Regions from separate parts of the Homo sapiens genome. Here all the other regions are linked to region 1. A link is a contact called in ENCODE Hi-C or POLR2A ChIA-PET data. All regions are on one chromosome and are shown on one strand. The core of a region is the stretch at or near the end of the contact, and the rest is flanking DNA. Distances in the headings are between cores, read along the strand shown.

Region 1 (3,695 bases), core at 545-3,044:
CAGAACTGGTACTTCGGTCTAAGTTTCTAGTATCTCTACATCACTATGCTTCATCAGTCTCCCAAAACCAACAAGACACAAGAAACCAGGGATATAGAAACTATCTATTCACTTGCTGCCTGGGTTCTAATCCTGGCTCCACCATCTACCAGCCATGTAAATTTGGACAAGCTTTGCCTTTCTATATCTCAATTTCCACATCTATATATTGTGGCTACTAATAGCATCTATCTCATAGGCTTGTTTTAAAGATGACAATAGTATCTATCTCATAGGATCATGTAAAGTGCCTGAAACATTGCCTTGTAACATGCTAAAAGCACTACATTAAATATTTGCTGTATTATTTATTGATTACTCTCCATGGACCACGCACTTTATACACATTACCTCATTTAAGCGTTCCAAAAACCTGTGAGATAGGTATTATTAGTTCCATTTTACCTTTGAGGAAATTCAAGCCCAGAAAGCTTGAGGAATTTTTTTTAATCCCTAAACGAGTAGGTGACAAAGTAGGGATTTAAACTCAGGCCCAATTCTAACAACTCTGTGAGACACTCAAGGAAGGTCACAGGCACCCCTGTGATAAGACCTAGGCCTCTTTCATATACCAACATAAGATATACTTCGATTTTAACCAGTTGCACGCAAAAAAAAAAAAAAAAAAAAAAAAAAAAAAAAAAGGCACTAAACAGATGTGATGGTTTTCAACATAGGAAATACCCGAATGTCCCATTACTTTAGGATATGGTCACAGGTGTCAGAGTCAAATACTGAATGAACCTTAATATATCAGAAATTGTAGGTACCGTTTAAGGCATTGCCTGATTCCTTACAATCTTAGCATGTAAGCAAATATCAGTAACATGGAAAGTGATTCAGAGTTTGAAAAGTGGCTGTTCCCCTGACTGAAGATCCCAACATCTCCAGTCTGGTGGCTGATACTTTTGCTCTGGGCTAGGCTTTGCCTTGGCTGAATAGGCATAGGAGGGACTGGTTCTCAAGCTCGCCCCCTGCCCCAGGTGGATGATCCAGGAAACTAAGCAGCAGGGAAAAATTATCTTAAGCTGTCTTCACTGGCAGAGAGATTCAAGCCAGCTGGGGCTTGTCCTTTTCTTTTGGAAGCCTCCTCCACTTGCCGAGCCAATTGCTCAGGTCTCCCTTCTGCCACATCGTTCCCAAAGTGACTCTTGAGACAGGGTCTCAAGAGATTTCCGTGAGCCAACGCGGGCAAATATCTGGGCTCAGGGCTCACTCCATCCCCACAAAACGTAAAGTAAGACACTGGTTCAAGTCCCATTCTGCCTAAAAGAAATAGGAAATGCCACCTCAAGCTCTCATGGGCCACCTACACAGGTAGATCACCGTGTTTCTGACACCTGGGCGCCAGGGAATCCCCACCACCATGCTGACAGCCAAGTGCGACTGTCCCTCCCCTTCAAACACTCCTTTCCTGGCTGCCCAACACCCGAGGCGGCTCAGACGAGGCGCAACCGCCGCCCGCCTGGCCCCAGAGAACCCTCAAGTCGAAGGGGACGGGGTCCCCGCTTGCCCGTCCCTCCAGAGCTCCGCGGCCCCGACTCCCATCCCAAAGGCACGGACTTGGCTCCTGCCCGTGGGGTAGGTCTTCAATCCCGAGGGCGAAGGCCGAGGCTGTGGCGAGAGGCAGGGAGCGGGAGGGGAGAGGCCGGCAGGGATTCGAACGACCCCTAAGAAAGGAAGAAGAGGACTGGGAGGGGCCGGGGAGTACCTGTCGAGACGGGACCCGCCGCTCCGAGTGACGCGCCCCGAAGTGCATTGTGGGGCCTGGGAGGGACCTTTCGGCGACGCTGCGGCGCGTCCAACGTGGCTCGCGCCCGCGGAATCAAACCACGCCCCCGTTCCCTCAGCTCACCCAGGCCAATCGGGTTCTGCAGGAAGGACACAACAACCCCCCAGCTCCCGGGGCCCTCCTTAGTCCCACCCGCTCCAGGAGAGATTGGCAGCTTCTCTCGCACCTGCGCCAGAAAAGTACAGCATCCTCTGATGACAGAACTACGTTGACTTCAGAAATAGGGCCAATCTCTTCCGCTCGCCGCCCTGTTTCTGCAGGCATTTTGTCTCTCACACGCGGCCCTACAGCAGACACTTATAAAGGGGACAGGGAGAAAAGCCCCCTCTGGGTGAGCAAGGAGAAGACCTGGCCCCGTCTATTCCCACACACAAGAAGGAAACTAACCATGGCAGAGAAGTGCCAGATGCTGACCCTGCGACCCCTTCCAGCCTTCGCATCGGTCATGCATTATTAAACAGGCATTTCCTGACTGTTTACCATGTGCCAAGCACCGTGTTAAGCACGGGGTTACAGGAGTGGACATAACACTTGATGGAATTTAAGGAGTAATTGGAGCAAGAGATATTAAAGCATAAATAGTTACAGAACTACAAATTGTCAGTATTGGGAGGGAAAATTAGTGGGTGCAATGATCAATTAATTTTGGACTATCAGGGAAAAGACTTCTGAATAAGTGCCTTTTAAGCGGCAGGCATATTGAAGAGCCTTAGAGAATGTTCCCCGCCAAGGAAATATTGTGTGAGGTTGTCGGGGCATGAAAGAACTTCTTGTGCTCTAGGAACTAAAAGGGAGTCAGTGTGGATGGAGTGTAGGGAGCAAGGAGAAACTTTGCCCGTTGACCTTAAGATATCTTCCAAAATACAGCCTGAAATCTGTAATGTGGCCAATAAGAGTCAGCATGGTCTGGCCCTTGTCTCATCTCAGCCCAAGGTCAATGGGCAGCTAATAAAGACTATTAAGTAGGATCCTATTTGCATATTTAAGAATCACTCAGGCTGTTTGTGGAGAATAGTGTGGAAAAGGGCAAGAAGGGCTGCTGGAAAGCCATTTGGAGGCAGTTGCGTCAGGCAAAGCCAGAAATGATGGGGCTTGAACTAGTGTAATGGGAGTTAGAGACAGAAAGAGGTAGATAATTTCAAGATATGTATAAATTAGAAATGGTATCCAAGGGACTTCATAACGGATTGGTTTGCCGGGAAGGGTCAACAAAAAGGAATATTAAGGATGACTCCTTAAGTAACTAGATGGATTAAGAAGCCATTTACTGACTCATGGAACACAGAAAGAGGAGCAAATGGTTTGGAATATGTTAAATTTGAAATGCCTATAAATGGAGATGTCAAGTAGATTTGGATATGTAGGTCTAGAGTTCAGAAGAAAGGCCTGAACTAACATAAATTTTGTCCTAGATATATACTCAACATAAATGTATTCATATATTCACCAGAAAACATATGTATAAGAATGTTCATGAAATAAATAAATTTTAGAATATTCTGACCAGGCGCGATGGCTCACGCCTGTAATCCCAGCACTTTGGGAGGCCGGGGGCGGGGGTGGATCACTTGAGGTTGGGAGTTCGAGACCAGCCTGGCCAACATGGTGAAACCCCATCTCAACTAAAATACAAAAAAATTAGCCAGGCATGGTTGTAGGCATCTGTAATCCCAGCTACTTGGGAGGCTGAGGTAGGAGAATTGCTTAAACTGGGAGGCAGAGGTTGCAGTGAGCCAAGATCATGCCGCTGAACTCCAGCCTAGGCAACAGAGCAAGACTCCTTCTCAAAAAAAAAAAAAAAAAAAAAGGAAGAAGAATATTCACATAGTAGAATACTATACAGGAAAGACAATAATCTACAACC
Region 2 (3,695 bases), core at 544-3,043, 4.5 Mb before region 1:
CTGATTCGACTGGGTGGTAAGAGAGGAATCGTGGTGCTTTGCAAATGTGTATCAAGGCCTTTGAATGCACGCACGCATGCATGCACCCACACGCACACATGCATGCACCCACGCACACCCGTGAGCCGGGCTCCCTGCTCTCACCATTGGCCAGAAGGTAGAGTACCAGCTCCTCGTGCCCACACAAGCAGGCATAGTACCTGAAGGGAGGAAGGAAGTACAGGAGGCAGTCCTCAGTGCTGAAGGGGTGCACCAACCCCCACCCTCCCCACCCCTCTCTCCAGCACTCACAAGGGGGTGCTGTCCCACTTGTCCCGCACATTCACCTCCACGTCTCGCTGCTCCAGCAGGTACCTGGGCAGGAAGGAGGTCAGAGCCTGGGTCAGGACGGGTTCATGGTCTGAGAAAGAAGGCCCGTGGAAAGGAACGGAGAGAAAACATCCCTTTTGGTATGGGGAAGCCTCCCCCAGGTGAGGGCAGGTGACAGGCAGACCAGAGCAGGAGAGGCACTCAAGGCAAAGTGCAGGCAAGGATGTGGAGGTGGGGTCGAACAGGCAGACACTGTGTGCTATCAGTGCTGGGGGACGATGGGCTACAGGGACAGAAGCCAGAGCCAGTGCCGAGGCTGGACCTTTGGCCTTTCAGCGTTTGGGAGAGGAGGTGATGGAGCCTTCACTCCCACCAGAGCTCTCTACTGCAGGAAGAAGCTGGCCCTGTTAGAAGCAGGGAGCCCGGGAAAAAGCTGCTGCAGGCCTCCTGATGGTGTGGAGGGCACACAATTCTAGGAGGCAGGAGTCGCGGGATACAGCAACTGATGGGATGCGGAAGGTGAGCGAGGGGAGTCGCCAATGCTAATGCAGCCCCACTGAGGCGGGGGCAGCCCAAAGGAGGCCTCCAGGCTGCACCTGGAAGTGCTGTGAACCCACTCAGCGTTGACACTATGCACTAACTCTTGAGTGGCACGGGATGTCAGGGAGCGGCCCAGGGAGGCTACGGGAGTACAGCAGCCCGGCGCCAGCCCAGGGGAGGTGGAAGCAGTCAGTCAGCACCAGGTCAAGGGGGAGGAAGGGCCAAGAAAAAAGGAGGTCAAACGGGATAGTGGAAGCCCAAGGAGGGGAAGGGCCCCAGAACCCAACTGGGCACCCCTTCCCTCCGCGTCCGGCCCATGGAGGGGGCATCTCAGCGCCAGATTCACTTTAGCTGCGTCAGGAGTTTCCGAATCCTCAGGGACCGGAGGCCGATTATGGGCTCTAGGTGTTCCCCGCGCCAGGTCCAGAGAGCACGAGAGAAAGGGGCCACGTCTGGAGTCCCAGGCCTATACCCGCGCCCTGCGCCCGGGGGGTCTGACGTCCGGGCCCTACCAGGGCGAACAGTGGCCCGCCTTCTCTCCGCCCACTTCTGCGCCTTCGGGCCTCCGCTGAGCAGTCCCTTCTTACAGGAAGCCCTCCGGGGGTCAATGGCCATCAGTGTCCCCGCCCCAGCGCGCTTCCGCTGGGGGGCTGCGGCGGGGGTCCGGGTGGTCTGCCCCGCGGGGGCGCTCCGAGGGCTGTGACCCGGCAGAGGCGCCCGCCTCTCCGCGGCCGCCCAGCCGCCCGTCCCAGGGCCCGAGGCGTTCCGAGGGCGGCCACCTCCCGCACCCTCCCCGGGACTGCGAGGTCCTCACCGCACTCGGCCCACATCCCCCTTCCTGCAGCTGGCGAACAGGTCGCTGGTGTCCATGGCGCGGAGGATGGTACCCGAGCCGAACGACCTCGGGCGGCGAAGCCGCGCACCCGGCGGATGTAAACACGCTCAGCCCCGCCCCGCCCCGCTCTGCAGCGGCGTCCGGAGGACCCGCCCGCCCCGGCCTCCCCGCCCCGCGGCCCCGCCCCTGCCCCGGGGTGCCCCGCCCGCCCCGCCCCGCCCCAACCCCGGAAATAAGAATGAGTCAAGAAGGCAGACGCGCTGGGCCCGGCGTGGTCTCCGGGCGGGTTTAATTGAGTCCCGGGGCGCAGGAAGCGCCGCCCGCCGCCCGCGGGGCCGGGGTTCAGGGGCGGGAAAGCGGGGCCAAGGCGGGCTTTGAGGCCTGCCCCTCGGGCGGGAGTGAGGGAGTTGGTCCGAAGCCGCCGTGTGAAGTCGGGGGAAGCGGGAAGGAGCCCGCGCCGAGGGCCAGGCCGCGGGGGCGGCCCGGGTAGGCGCGGGGCTGGTGCGGGCTCCGGGCCGTCCGTTTCGGGGTCCACCTCGCTTGGTCCTGGCGGCCCACTCGGCCTGCGCCTCGGCTGCGCTCACAGGTGCGTGTCCTCCTCGAACACGTCCGAGTCCTCGGGGTCCCGCTTGCCCCCCATGAGCGCCCCCCAGCTCCCCGGGCCGTTGAGGGCCCCGCCGCCGTTCAGGCTGGGGTGCTTCTCCTGCATCTCCGACTGGCTGTCGCTGGCCACGTCCAGCGTGGGGTTGTCGTGGCAGCCGTTCTCCACGAAGCGCAGCTCCTCGCCGTGCGACTGAGGCGGGGTGGGGAGAGGCCATGGGCGAGCGAGCCAGCCCCCGGACAGCGCCAGGCCCGCGGCCGTCTGTGCAACCCCACCCAGGGGGTTCCCGCGGCACCCTCCACAGGTGCCAGATCCTTCTTTTCTGTTGCTGCAGCTCAACTCCTTTCTCAAAATAAACCTACTAGTCGTTGGCACTACAAAGCCCCGTGGCCTCCCTGACGTCATCGATCCCCCAACAGCCCCCTAAGAAGACTCCACTTGCGAGGTGGGCAGGGAGCATCGCTAGGGCTCTGCTCGCTTCCTCCTGGGGAGGCCTCTAGGCTGCTGGAGCCTCTCCTTGATCCTTGGGCACCACCAACGCAGGGCCTGCCTCTGGTGAGGTATTCAGGTGCTCAGGCCCTGCAGTGCCTGCGCCGGAAAGGGGCTGGTGGTGCCAGGGAGGGGCCCCCTGGTGGGGCTAGCAGCCCCCTCACTCCCTGCACCTCTGGCACCTGTCCTGGGGCTGGTGCCCTGCAGAGCAGTCAGCAGTGCTAGGCTGACCAGCTGCTTCACCCACGGGACCCTGTGCGCCCAGGAGAGTCACTGCCTCCCCTTGCAGATGAGGACACCTATCGATGGGCACTCTCCTCTCAACTGGCCCCCAGCCCCACCTGTCCCCACACTCACCACGTGCTTGAGCTTGGGCAGCCGGCGCTGCCAGCAGTTGTAGAGCAGGCCAAGCGCAATGATGATGATGCAGATGGCCCCAATGACCACCAGCACCACGAAGAGCGTGCCGTAGTCGCTGCGCACCTGGCTGGCCCGCGCCTGGCAGCTGCTGGTTGTGGAATAGTTCTGGATGCCAATCTAGGGGTGGGAGGGGCCAGTTTCCTCAGCTGAGGTCCTGGGGTGCCATGGCTCCTCTGGGGTGGTTGCATTGGGCTCGGGTGGGGATGGGGGAGCAGGCTTAGAAGGTGCTGGCACTCCCGGCTCCTGAAGTTCCCTGGCGCCTGGGCTTGCCTCTACCCCATGCCCATCCCGTTTGCCTCAGTACACCTGGAGGCCTCTCCACCCCATGCCCATGTTCCCAGCCTCCTTCACATCCCACCATAGCTTCTGCCCCAGCCGCTGAGTCTGAGCTCACTGTGGCCCTAGGCCTCCAGTGAGAGTGGACCCATGCTGCTGGACACCATCCAACTAGAGAGAGTGCCCACACCTATCCTAACTAGTTAGAGAGACAGGAGATGTGAG
Region 3 (3,695 bases), core at 877-3,376, 3.8 Mb before region 1:
CTGGTGGAACGCCAAGCCAACAGTGTCCCCTTCCCTTTCCTGGCCTGAGTGACACCAAAGCTCCTTCTCACCCTGAGAAACAAAGGCCCCCAAAGCCCTCCCCACAAGGAAGAGTCCAATCCCCCCAAGTCCTCCTGCGCCAGATCCTGCTATGGCTCAGGCAGGTTGGGGTGTGGGGCTGCCATCCTGCCCAGTGGCTCACAACAGCAGCCGGGGGGGAAGACAGCTGCTCCTGGCACTCCGCCTCCCCCACAACGGGGGTCATGGGAGGTGGTCCCAGTGGTTCTGCTCCCGACCAGTCCTAGGGGATCCGGCTCTGAAGGCCTTGGAGTCCTGCTCCTGAGAAAAAGTGCCTACCTTTGCAGGCCTTCCCCTGGGGCACCCGCTCCTCCCGGCCAGCTGCTCTAAGCTGCTCTGTGCACGGGGGCTTTCCTGGGGGCTCAAAACAGGCAGGCAACGACCTTGGGGGGCCAGGAGTCCAGCAAAGGGCTGTCTGCTTTGTCCACAGGCACCTCATGTGTCCCCCACCCCCAGAGCACACACTGAGGCCACAAACCCAGGCCTCCGCCCATGCTGTCCTCTGCCCAAAACGCCCTTCCTGGGCCCCACTGGCACCCCCCAGGAATGGAAGCCTGGCCCTGCAGCGAATCACTGGTTCACATGCCTGCCTCTGGCAGGGGGCTGGGTGCTCCTCAAGGGCCGGGCAGCATCTTGGTGCCCCTGGTGCAGCACCTGGCCTCTGCCGCACACCCCAAGCCGCAGGAAATCGAGGGGACCTGAGGCAAGCTCCTCAAGGGCCCGGGGAGCAGAAACTGCGCCCCATCCCTGCACCGACCCCCAAACCGGCTACGTGTGAAAGGAGATGGGGCAGCACGGAGCAGCCTGAGCCACAGGAGCCGCGCTGAGGGGACAGAGGCTCGACCACGTCCCCTCCCCGGCACACACACCCCTTTCTTTCAAGGGGCGTGGCCCCAGAACCCCACACAGGAGCCTGGGGCAGATCGCCGCCCGGGGCCGCCCCTCGGAGCCCCTCCCCTCCTTTCCAGGGCTGCACCTGGGACCTCACGCCGACCGAGGGGCCTCCCTGGAGTCCCCACTCCCCCTTCCCCTGGCAGCCCGGGATCGGCCCGCTGCCTCCAGCTTCGCCGCACATCAGGCCCGGGACTATCCAGGAAGCAATCGGAAGCCTCCGGGAGAAGCGGCTGACCCTGGAGAGGCCCCGAGAGGGGGAGGCCAAGGAGGCCCGAGCGGGGCGGCCTCCTGGGCGGCACCCAGAGCCCACCTCCCCGCACTCCGGGCCAGTGGGAGCGGTGGCAGCTGTGGTCGGGAAGCCGCTCCAACTTCCACCCCGCGCCCCAGGGCCGGCCGGGGGCTTAGCCTGCACGACCTCCTCCGGCCCCCGCGGCCCTGCTGGGAGGCTCCGATCCCTATCCGGGCCTGGCCACCCCGTCCTCGCCCGCGGCCAGAGGTCTGAGCCGAGGTCCAGCGGCCGGGACGGGCCTGGACACCGCAGGGGCCTCCCCGCGGGGCCGCCGCAAACTTTCTCCCCAGCCTCCGTGGAGGGGCAGCGCCCGCCCCCCGCCACCCCGGAGCTGCCGCGGGGCTCGGCGGGCCCGGCCGGGGGGCGGGGGAGGCCGCGGCGCTGGATCCCGGGCCGCGGTCCCAGCCCCGCCGCACGGGGGTGCGGTCTCTCCGCGTCGGCGCCGCGACCGCGCCCGGACACACGCGGACGCCTGGGCCGGAGCCGCAGGGACACGCGGGCCGCGGACACGCGCGCCGCAGTCCCCACGCGCGCCGCAGTCCCCGCGCACACCCCCTGCCTGCCGCCTCACGAGAGGGCCGCCGCCGGAGGCCGCCCCGCGCCCACCCACGGGCCGCCCGGCCCCGGACCCCAGCCCGGCCCGGCCCCCGCCCACCGTCCCGCGCCGCGGGGAAAGTTGCGCCCCGACTCACCCGCCGCCCCGGGGCGCGCCCCGCCGCCGGCCATCGCCGCGCCCAGCCGCCCGCGCCGCCGCCGCCGTCCGCCCCGCCGCGGGGCCGCCGAAGCCGCGTAGGCCGCCCAGGCCGAGGCCGCCGCCGCGCCCGGGCTCCGCTGCGTGGCCGCGCAGCCGATGCCCAGCATGAATGGGGCGCCGAGCGCCGCGCGGCTGCGGACCGGCCTCGCTCTCGCCGCCCGCGGAGCCCCGCGCCGCGCGCATGCGCCGCCCAGAGCCCGGGGGCGGGGCGGGGGCGGGGCCGGCGGCGGCCTCCAGAGGGCGCTCTGCCCCGCGCCGCGCGCCTGCAGGGGCCCACCGCGCGTCTTCAAAGGGCGATACGGCTGCCCGCCTCAACTCTCTGGGCGCCGGGGCCGCGCGGGCAGTTCCGGGAGCCCCCCGCTCTCGAGCGGGCTAGCCCGCGACCCCAGGAACAGGGCCTGGCTCAGTGTGCCCAGGCTAGGAGCATGGCCTCCTTTCACGGGGGGGGAAACTGAGGCTGAAGGAGGCAATCGCAGTTCCCAGACCTTGCGGGGCCGGGTGTTCCCAGCTCTCGGCCTCGCGCGTTCCGCTCTGTCAGATGGGCGGGCACCTGCGCGGGGAGCCCGGGCGCCCCCTGCAGGCCCCAGGCTGGTGGCGCATTCCCGGCTGGGGACGCAGCCCAGGGAGGAAAGTCCCGCGGCAGAGGCGTGGCGAGACGCGAACTCCGGCTGTAGCGTGGGGCAGCGGATCTACACGGTGTGAGGTGTGGGGCTGCAGAATCCAGGGTGACGGGCCAGAGCTGTCCAGGCAATACCCCCAGCCTGCATGGCAAGGCTGAGGGGCAGACACCCAGCACTCAGTTACTGTACTCACAACCGCCACTCCCAGGCAGGAGGCATCCGGGAGGGCCTCCCGGTGGACGCAACCAGGCCAAGGAAGGGGAAGCCGGCAACAGGAGCATCGATAACAGAGCAGATGGGCCAGGAAAACCCCGTCGTGGGAGGGCTGAGTCCCGGCTGGGGACTTGGCCCCCATCTGTAGCCTGAGGGGTGCGGTTTTTGCTGTGTGAATCACGTCACCCCTACAGAAGAGGAACTCTCTACAGTTCACATGGTTAACAGGGAAAGGGAATGGACTCATACCGGGCCCAGGTGTCCCTCCGCGTCTCACCCCGCTCCTCCCTCCCCAGGAGCAGCCACAACCCTCATTTTTGTGTTCATCTTTAAGTGCTTTTCTTTGGGTGTGACCTCTTATATTTGCACCCCAGAATGGGACGCTGTTTTGGGTGGCTTGTTCTGGGCATTACAGAAACGGGGTCACTCAGCCTGTGCTGTTTGCTCTGTCTGCTCTGTGTGGTGAGGGCACAGGGCAGCTGCTCGCAGGCATCGTCTTCGCAGCCTGTTTTGTTGGGCTCCTGCTCGCCCATTCTCCTGCCGATGGACATGGGATTGTCGCCTATCTGGAGCCATGATGAGCAAAGCTGTGATGAGCATCCTGTGTGTGCCTCTCGGTGGGCACCTTTAGATCCAGGGACGGTCTGCAGGGTCACGGGGTAGGATTTGTCTAGCTTCAGGAGATACAGCAAAACCGTCTTCCCAAGTGACAGCCCCAGTTTACACTCCCAGCAGCTTAGCAGGAGTGTGGAAGGGTCTGGCTGTCCCACATCCTCACCAATATTTGGCACTCTTTAGTTTTGCAAATCTAGTGGCATGAACTGGTTTTTCAACTAGGTGGTTTTGC
Region 4 (3,695 bases), core at 698-3,197, 3.7 Mb after region 1:
CCTTCTGAAAGACCTGCCTGAGGTTGTTTTACAGTTAACTTTCATTTTTTTAAAATAAGTAGAAGGAGTACAATCTAAAATAACAATAAATGTATAGTATAGTAAATATATAAACCAGTAACAAAGTAATTTATTATCATTATTTAGTATGTTATACTGTACATAATTGTATGTGCTATACTTTTATACAACTGGTAGTGCAGGTTTGTGTACACCAGGATACATTGCACTACAACATAAAGACAGCTACATCATTAGGCAATAGGAGTTTTTCAGTTTTATTATACTCTCATGGGCTCACCATCATTTATGTGGTCTTTCATTGAAACATCATTATGGGACACATGACTGTATTTAAAAATGAAAAAAAAACCAGAATGGTTGTACGAGTACTGGAAGTACAGTTTCTACTGAATGAGTGTTGGTTTTGCACCATCATAAAGTTGAAAAATTGTGAGTCAAACCATCCTAAGTTGGAGACTTGTGTGTATTCCTAAGTGACAGCTCTGTGGTACATTAGGACATTAGGAATATTTGGGAATATTAGCAACTTTACTGGTTTCGATATCAGTCATTCTGGCTCTAAATTCTGGTTCTGGCTCTTATTAGCCAGGCTATTTTCTTTTTTTTCTATTATTATTATTATTATTTTTGAGACAGGGTCTCTCTCTGTTGCCCAGGCTGGAGTGCAGTGGCACAATCTCGGCTCACTGCAAACTTGACCTCCAGGGCTCAAGTGATCCTCCCACCTCAGCCTCCCAAGTAGCTGGGACTACAGGTGTGAGCCACCATGCCCGATTTATTTTTTTACTTTTTTCATAGAGACAAGGTTCCACTATATTGCTCAGGGTGGTCTCAAACTCTTGGGCTCAAGTGATCCTCCTGCCTTGGCCTCCCAGTGTTGGAATTACAGTCATGAGCCACCCTGCCTGGCCAGGCAGGCTATTTTCAACAAGCTACTTAACTTCTCTTAACTTCAGTTTCTTCTGTAAAATAATAACCATAGTAGAAGCTATCAAAATGTGAGATTTAAATGAAATGTGTAAAGCTACTAATCCAGTGCCTGACACAACAAAATTCTTAATAAAGGTTAATCATTCAATCAATACAAACAACTTTCTATTAAGGAGATTAAAATCTCTGGAGTGAAAGATTACACAAATGCTCCTTTTGACACTCTTATCTTCTTCTAATACCAAACTATTGTCAATTCCTGAACTCAAGATGACGTTGCTCACAGATCTTTACCTTTTTATCTGCCACTTCTCCAGGAGGACTGCCATTCTCCCACAAAGCCCCTATGCCTTTGTGGAGTCTTGGCTGAAACCCCAAGCTCTCTGCAAAGCTTTTCTTGGTATTGACATCACCACCATCCCACAGAATTCGTTAGTGTTACATGCTATCTCTGGACCTTGGACACACTTTTAATATTGTAACAAATGGTAATTACTGTATTTTCTTAGTGTCGCCTCTCTTCCACTAGACTCTGAGCTTTTGTGGTATTCGCTTTGTAACCACAGCATCTGTCTAGTTCTTAGCAAACAATAAGCGCAGGGTTGGATGCTGACGCATGACTTCATGACTTGGGCTCCCTCACTTAGCAGTAACGTGACCCTAGGTGACACCTCCTAATCTACACTCATCTGTAAAATGGCGGTGATAACTTGTACATGGTTACTACATGGAGTCCAAGAGACAGCAAGAAGGATCAGTAGCATGGTGCCCGCACCTAGCAGCCGCTAGCTGACTGAGGCCGAAAGAGGAAATGCTTTGGCCAACACTGGCCGGAAGGGGCGGGACCGCGAGTTAAGAGGAGAAGGCGCGCCCCACTGCGCAGGTGCAAATGGTAGGGGTTGTCGTGCCGGCTGATTCCGGGGACGCACTCGCGGCTGGGGCAGACCGCGGTCGCGTAGCTGACGTCATCGCCGTGCGCTGCCACGTCTGCTCAGCTCCGCGGTAATGGAGGCTAGGGATGGGTGCTGAAGTATCAGGCTCTGGCTCTAGCTTTAGCTCTGGCACTGGAACTGCGTCGGAGTCTGGGTCTGAGTCTGGCAGCCCGAAGCCTGGACACCTTTTCTTGATTCTCTAGGCGGGGGCTGCCTGCGTCCAAGCAGCTGGTTTGCAGCGTTCCAACGCTGGGAGGGAGTTCCCTTACCTGGGGTCCAGTCTGTAAAGTTGTCGCCGCTTTCTAGGGACCCCGCCCCACCGGCTGGGACTCTTCCATGCGTGAGTATTACTGAGCTGCCCCAAGGTCCGGCTGTCCTGGACCTGCCTCGGCCCTCTTGGGTGTGCGGCGGAGACTGCTTTGTCTACCTTTCTGCCGACTTCTCTTAGGGACCAGTCTGTTGAAGTTTGTGGTCTCCTGCAGTCCACCACACCGCATACTCTCACCTCTTCCGTCCCAGTTTTTTCCCTGCACTTTTCTTTCCCTTTGCTTGTTAATGGAGCAAGGACCAGCAGCCCCTGCATCCAGCGGTTTGAATGCTTTGTTTGACTTGGGGTTAGTTTACAGCCGAAGGCTGTTAGGAATAGGGAGCATTTGAAAACACGGGTTTTTTCCAGTGTCATCCTTGGGTTTTAGTTGTATTGTTTAGGAAACATTGGTATCCATGTTGACAGAATCATGATTTTTGCCGTAGAATGATGAAAAGAGCTTTTTTTTTTTTTTCCAGTGAGGATCTTTATCTTTTACTTGCTTCTTAATCTTGCAGTTTCAGTAATTTCTGTATGATTTTACACCAGCTTTTCTGGAGCGGGCATCCCCTTGAAGAGTTTCTTTCAATATTTTAACCCTAACATATAGAGATACCACTCGAACAGTTTTACTTTTAAACTGTTAAAAGAACTACTGGTACCCTTTCATTCCACTTCCTCAGTCCTGACAACCTCTGCAGAACAGGGGACACTCCCCCCCCCCGCCCCCCCCCCTTGAAGAAACACACTCAGAAGAACACACTCAGAAGTTAACTTATCCGGATAAGGTCAGATAATATGTGACCATCTGAGCTCACAAGCCATATCCCTTGATAACAAAACCTAATGTTTTATAAAGTGCCAATTCTTCTATATTTCAAGTAGTTTAAGTGTGAAACATTGAGCTGGAAATGTATAAGGTGTGATGTTTCTTGTAAACTTCTATTTGATTATAATATCTTACAGATGATACAAATCAGTTGACAAAAGACACAAATCATCACTTGCCTAAAGCTGAACAGAGCTTAGATCAGAACTTAGGCTTTTGACCCATTAGAGTCTGAGTAGTCCTTTAATTCGAATAACGTAAGTAGTAGACACTGGGAACATTCGTTTGAAAATCTTATTTTGTAAGGCCTGCTTACTCAGTGTTTGTCGTTGTTTTGTTGCCTACTTTAAAAATAGTCTACTGATGTTTAAATGTTTTTGTTGTCGTTCAGAGTTGAAACTGGTTGACAACCATTAACCTGGGTTGCAACTACAGGTGGCACTGGAAGCAGACTGGTTCCTGGACATGCCCGGTGGAAGGAGGGGCCCTAGTCGGCAACAGCTAAGCCGTTCAGCTTTACCTTCTTTGCAGACTTTGGTTGGTGGAGGCTGTGGCAATGGAACAGGCTTGAGAAACAGGTAAAGAAAAAATAAGGCTATATATAATTTTAATGTCCTTTGATCAGTAAGACTAACATAAAAGTCATCATGTCATTCAGATATTTGCTTATTGA

Evidence for each region. A loop is a pair of places that touch in the nucleus more often than their neighbours do. ChIA-PET counts read pairs that join two places held with the same protein, here RNA polymerase II (POLR2A). Pooled maps may share reads with other maps.
Region 2: a map of CD8-positive, alpha-beta T cell shows a loop between it and region 1 (7-fold over the local background). The contact joins the promoter of ABTB1 here to the promoter of SEC22A in region 1. A Hi-C loop is called at or near these places in 2 of 168 maps with a recorded cell type or tissue (CD8-positive, alpha-beta T cell and naive thymus-derived CD4-positive, alpha-beta T cell) and 6 of 50 pooled maps.
Region 3: a map of CD8-positive, alpha-beta T cell shows a loop between it and region 1 (7-fold over the local background). The contact joins the promoter of PLXNA1 here to the promoter of SEC22A in region 1. A Hi-C loop is called at or near these places in 2 of 168 maps with a recorded cell type or tissue (CD8-positive, alpha-beta T cell and naive thymus-derived CD4-positive, alpha-beta T cell) and 6 of 50 pooled maps.
Region 4: a loop to region 1 is called in a map of CD8-positive, alpha-beta T cell, with 6 times the contacts of the local background. The contact joins the promoter of TMEM39A here to the promoter of SEC22A in region 1. A Hi-C loop is called at or near these places in 1 of 168 maps with a recorded cell type or tissue (CD8-positive, alpha-beta T cell) and 6 of 50 pooled maps. POLR2A ChIA-PET finds 5 or more read pairs at or near these places in 1 of 52 experiments (naive thymus-derived CD4-positive, alpha-beta T cell).

The regions. Positions count from the first base shown.
Region 1 is chr3:123,200,042-123,203,736 of GRCh38, reverse strand. It overlaps SEC22A (SEC22 homolog A, vesicle trafficking protein), which reads right to left and starts at 1,794. Exons shown (of 7, transcript NM_012430.5): 1 at 1,751-1,794. RefSeq lists enhancers at 1,708-1,757, 1,998-2,077, 2,088-2,237.
Region 2 is chr3:127,671,050-127,674,744 of GRCh38, reverse strand. It overlaps ABTB1 (ankyrin repeat and BTB domain containing 1), which reads right to left and starts at 1,793. Exons shown (of 12, transcript NM_172027.3): 1 at 1,664-1,793; 2 at 292-354; 3 at 145-200. The coding sequence starts at 1,719. PODXL2 (podocalyxin like 2) reads right to left here. Exons shown (of 8, transcript NM_015720.4): 7 at 3,132-3,311; 8 at 1,943-2,477. The coding sequence ends at 2,265. RefSeq lists silencers at 1,422-1,681, 1,822-2,421, 2,432-2,511.
Region 3 is chr3:126,981,546-126,985,240 of GRCh38, reverse strand. PLXNA1 (plexin A1) reads right to left here and starts at 2,126. Exons shown (of 32, transcript NM_032242.4): 1 at 1,954-2,126. RefSeq lists silencers at 1,036-1,115, 2,131-2,360, 2,461-2,680 and enhancers at 2,731-3,060, 3,321-3,370.
Region 4 is chr3:119,461,867-119,465,561 of GRCh38, reverse strand. It overlaps TMEM39A (transmembrane protein 39A), which reads left to right and starts at 1,947. Exons shown (of 9, transcript NM_018266.3): 1 at 1,947-2,226; 2 at 3,414-3,600. The coding sequence starts at 3,488. RefSeq lists enhancers at 1,697-1,756, 1,787-2,276.